Linked DNA regions of Mus musculus: region 2 is linked to region 1. The links are chromatin loops, found by intact Hi-C in ENCODE. Cell type or tissue: gastrocnemius. All regions are shown on one strand. Each heading gives the region's core, and the rest is flanking DNA. Links, peaks and the distances in the headings are about the cores only.

Region 1 (8,706 bases), core at 425-8,424:
GCCGAGTTAAGCCTTCCTGAGCTATCAGAGAAACTCCCCAAATGCAGTTGTCTTCCTGTTGCCTCACATGGAAACCATGCCACATGGGAGAAGGCTGGTGCTGAGAACAGTGCGTGAGGACATAAGACTGTGGGCAGCGGGGAGCTGAGCGTGAGAACTGCAGCTCAGGAAAGCCGGAAGAACATGGATGCTGTGCGTGGGAGGCCTAGCTGACTTCATGGACTTGCTTGAACCTCTCAGTCTCTGGTTTCCTGACTACATTTCCCAGCCTCCCTTGCAGTCAGATATGACTTTGTAACTGCTTTCTGGCCAGTGATATCCAAATAGAGTGATGTGGTCAATTCTAACTGACTTGACTAATAATTGAAATTTGGTTCTCATAGTTTCCCCATCCACCACCAAACTGTGAGAGCTCTGTAAACCAGAGGGAGGCAGGGCTACAAGAAAGATGGTGCTGTCTCCCGAATAACTGTGGGCTGAAAGTTAAACACACCAGATTGGTGGTATAAGCAAGAAACAATGTCTTAATGTGTTGAGTCATTTTATCTTTTGGGTCACCACAGTTATTAACCCAATGTTGTATCATCTCTAAGTAACTGAGTAGCTTTGGAGAAGTTTCTTAGCCTCTCAACTTGGATTTTTCTCACTTGGAGAGTGAGAGTTACTAGGCCTTCATACCAACAATTGAATCAATGTTTATAAAGCTCCCACATCCAAGGCTGCATGGTGACTTAACACGAGCCCTGCTTTTCAGTTCTGCTTTTCATGGTCTCTTCCTCCACACATAAATAATATTAGTAAATAATTTTTCACTGATGAAATAAGTAATAAACATAAATTCTGTGTTATAATTGCATCGTAACATAGATAGATACAATCCAGGTTGATATAATTATGATGCTTAGTCCTGTTTTTTTGATACTTGATTTTAGATTTGTTCTTGTATTCTTTGCTTTCTTCCTGATTCTATAAGAAACAAAATTAAATGTTCTTTGGGGGTTTGAAAATATCACAGGCCACAGGCATGGTGTTGCTGTGCTGAACAGAGGAGTTGGCTACCTTCTAGAATGCCCAGCCTAGAATGTGTATAATCTATACAACTAAAATGGGCATTTATAAATATAGTAATGGGAGCTATGAAGCATGAGACAGCATTGATGGCTGGAAAGCTGCCTTTGCATCCTGCATTTCCTGTAACTCTCATCCCTGACTTGAGATGGCTGTGCCTGTAGTTTATGATGAGAAAGTGGAGGATGAAGGCCGTGCTTGAATGGTACGTGCAAAAAGAGCCCAGCGATCACCAGGCACTCTCCTTCTTAGCTACCCTTAGTTTTTCAGGCCTATAATGAGGCAGGGCCTCTATTTAAAACCTGCTTTAATGACTGACAAAATCAACTGTTGCTGAGGATGAGTGCTGAAAGCAAGAACCGAAGCCACATCTCCTGGTGCCCTAGATGCTCGCTTGGCCACCTGCCTCTTCCATCTCTCAGGAGCTGTGACACAGAACTGATAGATGGCAGTCTGGAAGAGAGTGGCAGACACACCGACACCTCCTTTAACAGAATAGAGAAGAACCTGCTTAGGGCTGAAACCAAACACCTTGTGCCAGATTAAAGCATGCTTCTCGTTCTCTATCCAAATGTACTCTTCAGAAGGTCTAATTATAGTGACTTCTATTTTCTTGTAAATAATCACATCTGTCATAACTGATTTAACTAATCCAAGACTCCAAGTTGGCAATCTTGGCGGCCTGAGCCAATGTGTCAATTATGCCAACGAGGCTGTGAGCAAAAGTTGCATGGAATGGGAGAGAAAGAGGAAAAAGAAATCAGTCACAGTCATATAGATGGTGGGGACCAATATGTGCTTTTTCACAGCCATAATATCAACACAAACTCCTAAACCTGGCCAATGCATGTCAATCCCTTGACAACCTGACTTAGTACAACAGATGCAGCCAGCCAGTTCCCAGAAAATGAAAACAATCTTTTGAGTAGAGAGCCAACCCTAAAGACTGGCTTCTTTGATATCTTTTTATTCTAAGTAGATACTGCAAGGAACTTGTTAAGGCTCTTCACGATTCTTTTCAGGAAGATGGGGAAATAGGGGGCTTTTGTGATTTATTGCCTCCAGGGACTTTGAGACTCTCTTTGGAGCATTGCTGCTCACTCAACAAAGACTGGTAGCTACCGCTGGACCAGGATCCATGCTTTTGATCCAGCTTATCCTTATGATGTTGTGGCTGAGCAAATAGGTTATCCTTCCTGAATTTCTCAGCTTCTCATTTCTAGATGGTGCTGAGAAGCCTATGTGCAGAATCTGTGGGGCTTAAATGATGCAAAACCTGGACATGACAGCCCAGTGCAGTGGTGTGATAATTTATATATGCTCCGCCAGGCAGCGGCACTATTAGAAGGTGTGGCCCTGTTGGAATAGGTGTGGCCTTGTTGGAGTAGGCGTGGCTCTGAGGGCTTTAAGACCCTCACCCTAGCTGCCTGGAAGCCAGTATTCTCCTGCCAGCCTTCAGATGAAGATGTAGAACTCTCAGCTCAGCCTGTACCATGCCTACCTGGATGTTGCCATGTTCCTGCCTTGATCATACTGGACTGAAACCTCTGAACCTGTAAGCCAGCCTCAACTAAATGTTGTTCTTATAAGAGTTGCCTTGGTCATGCATGGTGTCTGTTCACAGCAGTAAAACCCTAAGACAAGTGGGTAAGCCTTAAACAAACACCTAGTCATCATTACCAGGTTATTAAATGCCGAGTCTGTCAGTCCCTGAGGATGGCTTCTTTCTACAGTCCGGTTTCTCTACATGCTTCACTCAGTTACAGTGTACATCAGGGAGTGAAAAAGACATATACCTAGAGAACCCTTCCAGGGGACCCCAAAGTCCTCTTGTCCTTGAATTGGATGGACAGTCGTAAGAGAGTATCTCCCAGGAAAGAAGGCAAGGCAAGGAAAGCGGCTGATCCCCAGTGCAGACCTCACAGGAAATGGATACCTGCTCTGCGTTACCTGAGCCTGGCCATTGCTACAGACTTCCTTGGGTCTGGCCACTGTCTGCGATCAGACGTGTCAAGAAGGCAGATGCTTAAGCCAGTAGCCCAGGCTTCCAGGCTGGTTCAGCTACTTATCTGTGGCATGCATTTGGACTAATTACATCAGCTTGGTTCCCTCTGCTCTACAATGAGGGAAAGAACCAGAGCTTGTCTCTTAAGGTGGTGGTCAAGGGTAACCGATTGTCAGATGCAGGCATTTTACAACAGGGCCAGGTTCCCGGGAAGCAGGGCTTGCTTGCACAACAGGATGCATTAATGCTGATGTTGTGATCGTACTGTAGGCCAGTGGTCTCCCTTCCCTCACCCTGGATTTGCTAGTGTAACCTTTGACGTGTTAGCAACGATGCCCCACAGTACATCCTTCACTAGGACAGAAGTTCTATTATTGTCAATGTAGAAGTCTGACATGCCATAAAAGCCGTGCTAAGAGTCCCGCCATTTACGTACGAAGCTTCCAGAGGGGCTCAGTCACCTTCTTCATAGGAAGTCGACATCCAGAGCAAAGACATGGAAGAAGAGCACTCTGGACAGAGACACAGACAGGGGAGCTATGTCCCAGCTCCGTGCTCTGATCCTATTTTGTGGTCACTGACAAGTTGTTTTTCTCTCTTTGGTATTAATATTCTCAGTGGTAAAACAAAGGAGGATTTCGGCTACACATCTCAGTCCATTCATGTTTTAAAAAAAAGATCAAATGGCCGCAGCTACCGGAGCTGCCATGGATGAGGTCTTTGGCTTTGTGGCACTGTGTCACCCAGCCTTAGTGTCCTCTGGAACTCAGCTATTCTGGTACATCCACCGTTGCCTTTGTTTCCTCTGTCTTCTCAAGCACACAGTTGCCATATGGCCTTGGTCCCAACTGTCCCCTTCTCTGGACTCCTCTTTTCCCAAATAGCCCCAATAGCACATTCCCTCACCCCCTTCAATTCTCTCGCTGCCCCGTTAACAACTGCCCCTTTCTAGCAGAGCCTCTCATTTACTACTTAGCATGAGCATTGCCTTTTCTGTCTCTCCCCAGGTCAAAAATGTAAGTTCAAAGAGAAGAAAAAAGTCTTCATTTTCTTCCTCCTCAAAGCCCAAGGAGAACATCTGGTACAGAACAGGTTAGAAACAAATATTTGGAGACTCAATGTATGGATGAACAAGACGCATCATATATATATAAGGTGCATGGTGGCCAAGTTCTCAGCAGCCTTCCTAAATGTGAGAGGCCAGAATAGTTACTCTCCTGTCTTCTTTCTATACCGAAACATCTTTAACCAGCACCCAGGGCCCATCCTGTTACCATGAACCCTACTTTTCCTCTAGGGGATGTGGCCCCGAATGAGTGATCTGGTAAGGACCCTCTCCCTCTTTTGCCTTGCTGTGGTTGGTCTCCCGTAGAGATTTCTTGGCCTGGCTTCAGCCCTCAGAGAGCAGCAATGGCTTGCTCTGTGCAAGACTCTGCCTGGAAGATTCCAAGTTCCCTTGCTGGGCTCTTACATTGGAGGTCACCAGGGCAGGGCATGTCAGAGTAGCCAGTTGTCTAGTGGACTTGGGTCATGGTCTCAAGTTTGCCTTGCTCAGCAACACTGTGTGTATTTTGATCTTCAGCTGTCTGTCTGGCTCTCCACTCTGCCTACGTGGTTCTGAAGCTGCTCAGTTAGTGGAGTTGTACCATTTGCTGAGCCCCAAACACCAACACCAAATACTCCCAGCTTTAAAAAGAAAACCATCCTCCACCTTGTTCCAGACTGTCCACAATCCCGGCCATGCTCCTTTGACACGTTATTTTTGTGGGTGTTCCACTTCACCCACAATAACTGAAGCTGAACGAGTCTGTGCTGGGGTCTGTACTCTTAGGGGAGGGGAGTGGTCAGTGCTTCGCTTTGCTAGCCATGGCTTATCTTCATGCTCAGCAGCCCATGGCTTACCCTTATGCTCAACTGGCCTGGATTTCCACAGCCCCAGGAGAAAGACCTTTGGGCACATCTGTGGGGCGTTTCTAGATCGTGTTAACTGAAGTGGGAAGAACCATGTTAAATGTGGGTAGCACTTTCCCCCATGGCCAGGGCTCTAGGCTCAGTAACAAGGAGAAAGTGAGCTGAGCTCCAGTATTCACGTCTCTTTGCTTCCTGACTGCAAAGGCAAAGTGACCAGCTGTCCCAGGCTCCCGCTGCCACAGCTGACAGCCGCTTCTGATGCTATGCCTTCTATGCCTAAAATAACCGTCATCCCTGACATCGCTTCCTCTGGGTATTTTATTACAGCATTACAAGTAAAGTAACTCATAGGCTGCTGTTAAAAGACGTGTTTTATGTCCGTCATCCACTGCGGCCCTGCCTGCATCTGTATCCACAGAGCCCCTACCACCATGTCTCAGTCACTAGATTTCATTCATCCTTCCTGTCTGTTGAGACATCATTGCTTCCAACTTCAGGTCATCTCTGGCCACAAAGAAGTGACAGTGACCTCGGACTGGATGCTTATAAGCAGTGGGCTACAGGTCAAGCATTTTCTGTGTTGTTACATTTAGTGATCCAAGCAAGCCAGTAGGGAGGCAGGGTTACAGTTTCCTACAGCTTTACAGTCAGGTCATTGGGGGATTGTAAAGTGCCTTCATTTGTCACATTAGGTCATAAGTACCAGTGAGCATTCTGAGGCCTACAAGCTGGAGAACACCAGTAGGTAGCGCTTAAGGGCATACAAGCTACAAATGAAAAACCGCGAACAGAATGGCAGTCAATCCAGAGAATCCAAGCTCCCAAACTGGTCCCCCAGCCCAGCTGATGTCATCGGGATCCATCTGCAGTTTTCCTGCGACCCTTTTGTCCAAGGGACAGATGACTAGCCTCCTCAGGTACCCTGATTTAAAAGGCAGGGATGCCTGGTTCATTGCTTCTACCCCCGTCATTCAGCAGCTCAGAAAACATTTTTTAAAAATGAAGTAAAGCTGGCTCTTCCTGATTTTGGCAAGCCCGTGCTGGATTCGCCTAACCTCTTCTTTATCCCTTCAGTTCTCCAACACAGCGTTAGAAATGGTCTGGAAACACGAGGACTGAGGCTCCAGAGGCTGACTCTGGTAAAGGGTTCCAACTAGGTCAGGACTGTGGTACATGCCCACCTACCCTATTCAGCAAGTAGGACTGGGGGTGAGGAAGAGGTACTCCTCGTGGAGCGGGGTGAGAAGGCATCAGAGGGCCCGACTGGTGAGAGGGACGCTGCCGAGGCCTGTGTATTCCCTTTCCCGTCCTAGAATTTTGGAGCTTTAGGGCTGCAAGCAGTTGAATTAGGGAACCCTAAGTTCCTTCTGAGCCATTCAGTGCCAGCAAGTCAGCCTGCTGCATGGAAATGAGTGGCCTCTGTTTACTAAGTGCTTACCACTTGCTAAGCACTGTGCATAGCATTGGACTTGCATAACCTCTCAAAGATGTCTAAAAATACCTTTTTAGCAAAGAAAGACGAGCCCGCGGTCGGTCGAAAGGTTTATAACAAAACACACCCGTTTATAACCTACCCACTTCCATCACGTTCCCCCAAAGGCCATTTTTTTCTAACCCCCTTTGCTACTATTTTTAGTGTATGACTTGTTTAAGTACAGAACACTTTAATATGCAGATAGACTAGATAGCAACTATACAACATTGACCCTTGCTTACAGATGATAAAGTGGCCACATAAATGTGGCCAGGATGGGTGGTGGGGTAGGGGTGGAGATGAAAGGGGTTGTGTGGGAGAGGGCAGTTATTAGACTCACATCTACCTCTCTCCATAAATTCTGGGACACAAACATGCCTGCCAGAAGGTACAGGGCCTCTGTTGTCTGAAAGCACTCAGGGTGGATGTAACTAACTGTGCCAAAGTGACATGCAGGTATGCTTCCTTTTCATGGGGGACCTTCTTGTAGAGACTTCTTGCAAGCATGGCAAATTTGGTTGCTGTTTCAGTCCAAATGTGGCATGACTTCAGGACCTCCAAGTGTCCTGTCTCTCATTTGAGGAGGTAGGATTAATGGCATTCATTACCATCTCATCTCAGAGACACAAAACATCCCAGTTCCTTCCAGATCTAGCTTTTAAAGGACATGGCTTCCTTTGGCTCTGTGGTTACTGTTAAGATGTGTATGCATTGTTAGAAGAATCAACCCAGGAAAGCTGGGTGCAGATCTTTCTGAGGGCATTCACTCACTGGCTTGGTGATCGGCACAGTGTCCCCCTTCTCTGTGACTGGCTCCTCAGATGTCACCCTGACTCATGAGTTAGCAGATAGCCTGTGGATCCTGCTGAATAGTGAGGGCACCCTCTAGAACTCAGCTTCCTAACCTATAGGGTAGAGTAGCGATGTAACTGAACAAAAACAAATCGGCAACAGTAAAAGGTTTCTGAAGATGTGTGATAGCCAGAGGTGAACTAGAAATCAGATGTGTACCGAATACCAGCTGTTTATGGCTACACTCGCCATGTTTCGTCTTATGATGGCACTGAGTCCTTGGTTGTGAACATACAACATACATGCTTTGCTTTGCATGTGTGGGCTACTGCACACACTACAAACACCCAGCTTAATTAGTGATTTTGTATATTATGATTAATACATGTTATGAATTCTAGTGTCTTTCATTATCCATGCAAAAATCCAGATCTCACGGAAACAAAATGGTGTAATTACAGAGGACAAAGACTTTTAATATTTGCCTACCAGCGTTGCTCAGCACATAAGTATCAAATGACTATACCTTTGAATTGTGCTAGGTTAGGATGTTGGATTTTAAAAGTTACTATCTGAGTGGGTGACAGGTTTCATATAAAACTGTTAACTGAAGTTTCACTTGGGGTTAAGATAGGATTCCCTACAGCTTCTGAAATGGCCCTAAACATCTGTCTGCCTCTTAGTCTTGTGTATTTACTATATCTGAAAAATGTTGAAGATGCTGTGTGACTTAAGAAATCAAACTCTCAGCCAAGGTTTAAATCTTTATAGTTATGAAAGAATAAACTAATACACCTGTCTCATCACTGTGTGATTTGTTTTCATGCAAAATATGATGTAAATAAATATATATACTAAAGAATTATAGTAAGAGGCATTTCTTCATGATTTATTCAGCAACTTCTATTTGTGTATCTATTTTTATATACCTATATATTGGGCATTATAGAAAGACCTCTTGGTGAAAGGGGTTGTGATTGTACTATTACTGTTGGTGCTGCCGTCTCTCACCCTGACCTTTCTTATCTTCAGATATAGCTGTGTGGCCCTCACATGAAAGAAGAGTTGGGCAAAAATAGACCAGTAGTGTCTTACAAGTATTTAAAATTGGAATTATAAGCCCCATTATATGATGAGTAAATGAACTGGAAAAAGGTAAGGGACCTGTCTGGAGGGTCAGGGTGGCTGATGCAAGAAATCAGTCGATGCTGCCATTAACCTTGGACCCTACATATATCATTATCGCTGTGATCTTAACCCTCACTGTGGCCATCCCATGTCCCCTCCATGGATCCTTGGCCCCACAAGCAGGAGCCTTAAGCCCTTCACTTCAAGGGCAAGGTCACCACTAAATGTCTCACACATCAATATTTTGTTCTCTCTACCTATAACCCCTGATTGTAATGCTTCTGCTTTCCTTCGCATGCAGTGTAGAATTCTGAATGAATGTTAAAAA
Region 2 (8,706 bases), core at 269-8,268, 76 kb before region 1:
ACATGTCAGGACACATTGAGAATTGTGGTAGGACAGGCAGGACTGTAATTTTGTGATGTCTATGGCCCCAAGGGTTGTCTGGAGGAAGCAACACATCCTTAGACGAGGCAGTAACCTGACTTGAGTACACAGGGGTTTTAGCCATCAGATGGGCATACAGGTCTGACAATGGCTTGCTGCCTGATCTTTATCAGGTCACCCTTTGACCCAGGTCCCAAGGGTTCATGTCTGAGTCTGGCAGAGCTGTCTCAACAGAATTCTGGAGACTGATGTAGATCACAGCATGGGGCAGGTATGGGATAAGACAAAGCTTCTCCATACTATAGTAGAGTCTCTGGACTGAGGTGTGCTAAGTGTCGTGGGTTGCATCAGAGTATGGTGTAGATATTGTGTGGTTTCTGGGGCAGGGGCAGGAGTCTAAGTGTCCTTATTTTGGTTGGATTAGGAGGTGATGATTTGGTGGCTCTCTAGAAGGAGGGACACCTGCAGAGTTCTCCAAGGACCAGGGGCTAAATATGATCAGAGTCCAGAGGCCTTATGTGGTGGGTGGGACAAGTTCCATGCACAGGGACCCAACTTGGAGCCTGAGGCTGGACATTCCTAAAGCATAGTTCCTGATGATAATGGTGTGGGGTGAATGCTGTTATTGCAGACCCAGGGCACATGGCATGGGGTGAGTGCTCTTAGTGCAGACCCAGGGTGTTTCTGGCCAGAAGGTACAGAGGCAAAGGCTGCGCAGAGATAAAGGGTTGGCCTTGTGAAACAGAAGATCTTGAAAAGAAAGGCTGCCCCGTTTGGGGAAGTGCTATGGCTGAAGCATAAAGATAGACGCGAAAGCAACTGCTGGACTGGGGTGCACAGCCTGGGGAGGGTGGGTCTGAGGGGACAGTGGTGGAGCTGGAGCTGGAGCTGGTGTGTGTGTGTGTGTGTGTGTGTGTGTGTGTGTGTGTCCCCAAAACGAGTGGAAGGAAGAAGCATGGATGCCAAGCACAAGGATTCTGTTTCACTGCTGTCCTGTTTCTAGATGTTGGAACCACAAGCCAGCGGAGGGACGCTGCGCGGAGAATAGCTAAAAGACAGGACAGCCAGGTAGAAGGGATGGATTGGGATTTCAGAGAGGGCAGAGCTCCTGGTGCTTCATTGAGAGCAACATGGGGAGGAAACCCCGTTTGTGCTTTTGAAGGCAAGCCAACTTGTTAAGCAAGACGACGAACAAACACAGAAAAGAACGAAGGCGGCGCGTGTTCTTGCGCTCAGAAAACAGGGACGCAAGGGGTGTGTTGTGTTCTCAGCCCTGGCCTTAAAAGAGCCCTTCTAGGGAAAGAAGAAAAAGAGAAAGAAAAGGCCCTAAAGCCGCTTTCCACTGAATTGAAGTGGAAGACACAAAGCAAAAGCATGATCAGAGCGTTCCCAGGATGCAATGCAACTTCCTCCCGATGCCAGGGGAAAGACCCCTCTTAACCCTGTCCTCTGCGCGCCTTCCTGGCTTGCTCTGCTAAAAAGCACATGGTTGGAAGATGCATAGGCCAGGTCACCGTGCCCAGCGGGGACTCTGCTATGAATGAGCACCCCCTCCTTGTTCTTGTCTTTGGAGCCTTGCTAGGAAGGAGGAAAACCAGGCCAAAGGCAAGATGAAAGGGCCTGTAATCTCATAAAAGAGTCAGGCGATGCTCTGAAAGGCTGGGAGCTGGCACCTGCCTTTACACTTCAAGGCAGGCAGTGTGAAACTCATTGGGACCAGAGGCCCATAGTCTGCCCTTCCCCTGGTCCCTGGGCCTGGTCAGCCATGTTCAGAGGGAGGCTAGCAAGGAGAATATCCAACCACGAAATCCTCAGGATCCAGAACCTGCTTCACGGAAGCGTCAGAGACTTCAGGCTCCGTCACCCCTGTTCCTGGTCTGACATGCTAGAATTTACTCTTTATCAGCGTCTTTGGTCTTGAGATGACTGTGTAGTGGGAAGACATAGCCAGTGCTGCATGCTAGCCATTCCAGGGGCCTCAGGAAATAAGACCACCAGAATCAAGAACACGGGTCCATTTCCAATGGGATGAATGACGGAGTGTGTCTTATCTGTCACCCTGCACCAGGAGAGAAAAGTTGTCCTGTGGTGAACCCAAGAAATCAAAGGAGCAAAGAAATGAATTGCTTTCTGAATATAATCCCCAAATAATCAGAACAGGACTCTAACGAAATTCCTTATAATCTATTTACTGCTTCCCAAAAATAGACCAGGAAGAGACCTAGGAGGGTATCCAGGATCAAAGACTGTATGCTATTCCTTTGAGCTGAGAAACGTAGAGATGTGAGCAAATCCAAGAGACAGAGGGAAGTGGGAAGGAGCTGAGCTAAAGGCAGTTGTTCGTTCATTCGTTCTCATGGCCCAACCATTCCAGTAGCATTGTTGGCTCTTGCTTTTCTGCCTTATCTCTGAAACACATTTGCACAGGAAGGCATGGCATGGAAAGGAACTAGAAGCTCCCAAGTGCTTTTGGTACCTACTTAGGGACCATCCAGGGCAGGCTCTGATCTGCTTTGGACCTGGGGTCTAATTAGATGGTGTCTTAGTTCACTTTCTGTTGTTATAACAAAACGCCCAAGGCTGGATACTTTACAAAAAAAAGGTTTATTTGCCTCATAGGTTTAGAGTCAGGAGAGCCAGGTTGCTATGCCTGTTGGGCCTCTGGTGAGGGTCCCTCTGTCTGCATCACAACATGGCTGGAGAGGAGAATGGGTAAATGGCTGCATGTAGAAGGGGTCCAGCTGGTGGGGTGGACTCACTTTATAACAACCCGCTTCTGTGAGAACTAATGCATCCTGCAAGGCCTGCATTAATTTTTTTTTTTAAATGAGGATAGAGACCTATAACCTAGTTACTTTGTACCGAACCCCTTAAAGGTTATATTGTCTCAAAACATCATACTGGGGACTAAGGCTTGGCTCTTGGGCCTTTGTGAGTCACATTCAAACCATAGCTGGTAGGGCGATCCCTTAGCCTCAGCATCTGCTATACAGGACTCTGAGGGGCTCAAGGCCACTCAGAGCAGTGGCTCTCAACCTTCCTAACACTGCAACCCTTTAACATAGTTCCCTCATGCTGTGATGACCCCAACCACAAAAGTGTTTCATTGCTACTTCATAACTGTAATTTTGCTACTGTTATAAATCATAATGCAAATATCCGATATGCAAACTATCTGATGTGTGATCTCTGTGGGAAGGTCATTCGACCCCCAGGGAATTTGAGACCCACAGGCTGAGAACCACTGGAAAGTATCCAGGATCATCAGAGCCTCTCAGAGCCAGCAGAGTAAGATGCGAGCTCCAGGATGCTTCTTTCTAGCTGTAGAGAACCAGACAGGACAGATCCAGTCAATATTCAGATTTGGAGGAAGCAAAGAAGGAAGACAGGATACTCCTGTTTGGGAGAGTCTTAAAGGGAGATGCCCCACCCCAGGGCAGCTTGGGATGACTTGATCGCAGAGATGGAAGACCTAGGATGACAAAGCTAAGGGAGGAGGAAGCATTTTCTGGTGGAAGTGTCTGAATTAGCTGTAGGATTTGCTGCCCGAGGAGAAGCCCATTGTTTCAGGAAAGGAACTGCTTGTGAGCTTTAATTAGCTAGAGTTTGGTTAAGTGTGAATGGGTGACAAATGGGGGTGTGTGTGAAGGGACAGAGAGGGAAGAACCCAGCAGCTTGGGACACCCATGTTTTGCTCCCACAAATGGCAGCAGCTGGCAATGAGGCTGAAATGAGGCCAGGGCAGAGTAAGGGTGTGTGTGTGTGTGTGTGTGTGTGTGTGTGTGTGTGTGTGTGTGCTGAAGGCGTGGCTGAGAAATAAGTGACAAGCCCCTGTGCTTTGTGAGCTGAGGACAAATGCCATCTGCTCCAGCTGTCGCTGACTGTCGAGTTCTCTACCAGAGTCACCATTTGTTACTGTGACCTCGGCTTGTGGGACTCGAGTGCTGAGAGTGCTTTTCTGTCCCCTCTGGCTTAGTGTACGGTGCCATCTCCACCCTGCCAACTTGGCAGAGGATTCACTGCCAGGACCAGGCAGCCAGGTGAGAGCTGCAGTACCCACCTCCCACCCCCATCCCCATCCTGCTGGCTGCCTGCCTGCTTTTTGCTACCTCCTTCTCTGAGCACCTCAGTGATGCCAGCGGCTTTACTTGGAATGCACCAACACACAATCCTTTCTCCCAAACTCGAGTAGACTTCAAGGGATAAGAAGTTAGACAGGAGAAAAAGCATCAGTTTGAGTTCTGTTTTAAAAGGCAGGAGAAAATGTTATTCAGCAACTAGTGGACGGAGCATCCAATAGGGCTGGCTCCCTGAGTCAGCGCATGCATTAAGGCTGTAGTTAAAGGACAGACCCCTCATTATAACTGACAGATCACTAGGATCTGGTGCTTGTATGTCCGTCTCTCTACCAACAACTGATGGTGTTACAATATTTTCTTTGTCCTGAAGAAACCAGGGAAGGAGGTAACCGGCTCAGGAAAGAGCCACAAGTGACTAAGATTAAAGCATGTGATATGTAACCTTCCATTTTGGATGCTACCCAGGCTTTTATGTGCATCTCAGAACCCGGTGGGTTTGGTCCGCTGAGGTCCAAAGGCCTGGGACTTCTCTCTCTGCCTGCTCCTGCAGGGAGGACAGCAAAAATGCTGGCGATCATCCTCTGCTTTCTCACACCCAGGCCTCAGAGACAGCTAGGGTTGCCAGGAAGCCTCTGGGGCAGGATACAGGATCATGAACGCTATCCTTCTAGTTTCTGCCAGCCGGGCCATAGGACTATCATTTGTGCCGTGGGAACTGTTAAGAAGTGCTTGGGATAGGTTTTGGAAGAAACAGGTTCAAATCCAAGCCTCTGCTACACGAAGCTGTATGCTGGGGGCTGGTCTGGTGCTGCTATATATTCAAATGTTAAATACTGTCCCCTCAGGCCCCGCCCCACCCCCAAATCTGGTTGTCCCTGACTAGCAGCAGTTCCTCAAGTACATGAAGTAATGCTATGCAAACTTTGCTCCCAAGTGTAAAGCTATTGGTTAAATAAAAGTGGCTACAGACAGTTTTGGGGGAGAATAGAATGTGTGAAGTTTGAGTTGCCGGGCTGCAGGTAGCAGGTGAGGCAAAGTGGAGAGGAGAAGAACAAAGGAGGAAGGAAGAAGGAGGAAAGAAAAAGGGCGGGAACAGGAGGTCTCCATTAGATATGATGAACCAGGAAGGAGTACATGTCTGAGTGAAATGGACTCTGGGGACAGATGGATGGAGCAGACCTAGCCTGGGAGAGAGAAAAGCAGCAGGCATTTGGGGGAGCACAGCTGGAGAAGTAGTTATTAGAAAAATAGACGAGGGGTAATTTCCCCCAGTCATCTGTGCCCAAGCTAAACAAATAAATCACAGTTTGAGTCTCATTCATTTGGGAGCTAACGGGGATGGAAGTAATTAAGTAAGCTACAGGTGTATGTAGTGTTCTTGGCTGCACTGTTCTCCATAATCAAAGCATCTGCCAGTGTATGGTCTATCTACACACACAGTGCCATGCTCTTTGGCAAAAGGAACAAAGCACCGATACATGTAACAACGTGTAGAGACATCAAGAATGCTGTGGCAAGTGAAATAAGCCAGTCACGAAAGACTCTCCATATGGTCTGATTCCATTTCTGTGACATCCAGAATGGACAGGTCTACAAAGGTGGAGAGAGAGAGAGAGAGAGAGAGAGAGAGCGCACATTGGCCTTCAGGAGCTGGGCTGAGGCAGCAAGTATGGAAGGAATCAAGTTATAATGACAGGAGTTTCTTTCTGGAGTGATAAGAACCTTCTAAAATTGGGTAGTGGCCACACAGCTCTGTGTATATTGAAAGTTGCTCATTAGATCATTTTTGATGAATGGAGTGTATGGTATTGATGCCCGAGGAGTCAAGATGTCTGACTCCACACACATGATGTCCACACAGGCACCACCCAAGGCACTCAGTAGAATGCTGAACTGATGGACACACAAACCATCAGGGAGACTGAAGTTCTTACACCAATCCTATAATATGCCCTATGTGTTTTGAGGCAGCTCACTGAACTCTCAACCCCTGCTGTAAACCAACCTTCATCTGTAAAACCAGGATAACATGGAGACATCCTTTGGGAATTGTGCTGGAACTGAAGATCCCATGGAACGCCCAGGACAGAGCTCTGAATAATGACCAATGAGAGCAGTGTGGCTTTCACTGGGGACTGCTTCTCCCTACTGTGTGTGAGAAAGGACTGGGTTTTGAGGAGCCCAGAAGAGGTGCTCTGCATGGCAGACAAGGACAGAAGCTATCAGATCGCAAAGGGGGCTTTGCCAAAGTGGGAAGACAGATGCTTATAGGGTATATAAGTGGTACAAGTGGGGGTGTTCCTAGGGAGATTAGAAGGACTTAGGCAAGAGAGAGCCTATGTCTTTAAAGATCTCCCTGACCCCAGGAGGAAGATATATGGGAGGAAGAAATGAAAAACTCCCAGCCGAGGCAAGATTTATGTGATGGCTTATATTAGAGAGAGACAGTGGAGGGTGTGGGAGGTAAGAATACACCATGTGGGTACCTCCCAGGCTTCTGCCTTGGGTAAGAGGGGACCAGGTGGAAAATCAGGTTGGGGTAAGTGGGACAAGAGAAAGAGGGGGCAGGAGGTGACTGAGTATGATGATATTAAAATTATTTTCAGAAACTCCCAAGTATACAAATCTGTAAACAGTAATGAGTATTCACAAAGTTGCCCCTCCCCCTTTTAATGTTAGTTGCTTTCAACTAAATTTAGACCCTTTGGTTACAGAGCTCAAATTTTAAGCCTCCACAAAGGTAAGTTCTAAGCCCCTTGTTGGCTCAGTGCCACAGATTTCTGGAACCCAGAAGAAGAAGTTTTCAATGATAGAGCAAGTTAGAACCAAGTGAGCCATGGAAGGGAGGAAGCCATACAGGAAACTTGAGACAGCAATTCGTCTTTCAGCCCCACCAGGCCAGGCAAGTTCCCAGCTGCCCACAGGAGTTCAGGGAGGCCTGGGGAGTACACTTGGGGTAGAGCCAAGTGCACTCGGGAACAACCTTCAGTTTTGGAAGGTGTGAGCCAGGCTTCAGAGCAGAGTGCTCTTAACAATTAATTCTGGAGCCTCAGTCTCTGATTCCTGGGTGCAGTGAGGGTGCGGGGTGGGGGTGGGTAAACATTCATTGCAGCAGCGTCAGGCCAAACTGAAAGGAAGTCAACAGGAGCCAGGGCTTCCCTCTCAAGCAGCTCTTCCGGTTTATGCGTTTATGCGGAAGTGTTTCCTCAGGTTTCCCTGCCCCCTTTGTGTTCGTCCCCAGCTGCTTGCTTTGTGTCCTCCTGGCTGGGAAATGTCTCTCAAAGGCTGAGTGTTAGTCTTTGTGACCAGTCTGTGAAGCTGTTGGGAGGCGGTGCAGTCTTTAGGAGGTGGGAGGCTGGTTGGAAGAAGTTAGTTCACTGACACCGTTCCCCCTCTGAGAGGTGATTAGCTCTCTTCCACCACATTCCTCAGCAGGATACCCACCCAGCCCTTCCATGGCGCATAAACATCTGACCCCAGGGACCATGGCCTGGAACCAAGGAATTCAGAAGCCAAACGTTTTTTTGTCTTTTAAAGTCGATTTCCTCAGGCATTTTGTCACAGCGACAGAAAGCTGACTAGCACACACACAGAACTTGTGGGCCTCTGAACTGATTTACAACCATAGGCCAGGCAAGGATATGGACAGCTCTTCCATCTTCTGCTGTCTGTCCTTCAGTCCTATTATGACATCCAAGGCAAAACCTTAAACCATCTGGGGATCATACAGAAATGCACCAGGAGGCATTAAAATCAGGTTGGCTGAGATAAACAAATCAAAATGACCTGCCCATGTTTGGAATGCTGTCCCAGGCTTGGAGCTGGGCTCTCCCCTGCCTAAGTGGCCACCACTATCCCTTCTGATACAGTACGTATGACCCACACTGTGGAGATCTCCAATCTTGTTCAGTCTTCAGGGCATACCATGGGGCATGCCTCTGATTTCTAGCTGAGAGGGCCCACTCTGACTACAGAGAGCTGAGAGCATCCAAACAAAGCAGTGGGAGAGCCCTGATCTAATGCTGGCTGGTCGACTTCTATAGAGATCTGCCTGCTTAACTTTTTCAAGGGGTGTGTCTCTCTATCTGCTACCTGCCCATTAGTCGTATAGTGGTCTCATTTGAGTTATCAGGCTGGTGTCATAGTATTTCACCATTGGTATACATGGTTTGAAATTATCCACAATTTCAAGTGCACAAGGGATCTCGGAACTTGTCCTGGCAGGTAAAGGGGAACTATGGTAGCTTGAGTGGTTTTTAGCTCTATCATCTCTCTCCTGTCTGGGACTATGACGACAGGATTGTCACACCTTCTGTGATGGCCCCACAGGTCCCCAAGGCTCTGTGTAAGTCTCTGCAGTCTGTCTTCTTAGGTTCTAGCCTTTCTATATGCATTTTGAAGGGCGTGGTCGTTTTTGTCTGGCCCCTCTGTTTGGGTGATGAGCTCAGCTGGTGAAGTTTGTTTGTTTTATTTTTTCAGTTCTAAAATGTCCTCAGGAATTTTTCTATTATCCATACATTCGATGAGATTTTGCATCTGCTCACATCTGGGATGTATGTTTATAATTTCTCACTGAAGTGTTTTTATAATGGCCACTTCGTAACCA

Evidence for each region. A loop is a pair of places that touch in the nucleus more often than their neighbours do. Peaks named below come from ENCODE experiments on the same cell type or tissue, not always from the same donor. Only the 100,000 strongest peaks of a DNase experiment are listed, where the experiment ranks them.
Region 2: a loop joins it to region 1, with 1.9 times the contacts of the local background. A loop is called at or near these places in 2 of 42 quality-filtered maps.

What each region holds. Positions count from the first base shown.
Region 1 is chr15:57,715,422-57,724,127 of GRCm38, reverse strand. The region is part of intron 1 of Zhx2 (zinc fingers and homeoboxes 2); the gene reads right to left. Among named protein-coding and RNA genes, the nearest start is that of Zhx2, 25 kb to the right of the region's middle. In gastrocnemius, for the core only: no CTCF peak of the experiment used is centred there; DNase peaks (open chromatin) are centred at 5,009 and 5,139; H3K4me3 peaks cover 2,229 bases; H3K27ac peaks cover 8,000 bases.
Region 2 is chr15:57,791,765-57,800,470 of GRCm38, reverse strand. The region is part of intron 2 of Zhx2 (zinc fingers and homeoboxes 2); the gene reads right to left. Among named protein-coding and RNA genes, the nearest start is that of Derl1, 96 kb to the left of the region's middle. In gastrocnemius, for the core only: no CTCF peak of the experiment used is centred there; DNase peaks (open chromatin) are centred at 4,056, 4,707 and 7,022; H3K4me3 peaks cover 790 bases; H3K27ac peaks cover 1,972 bases.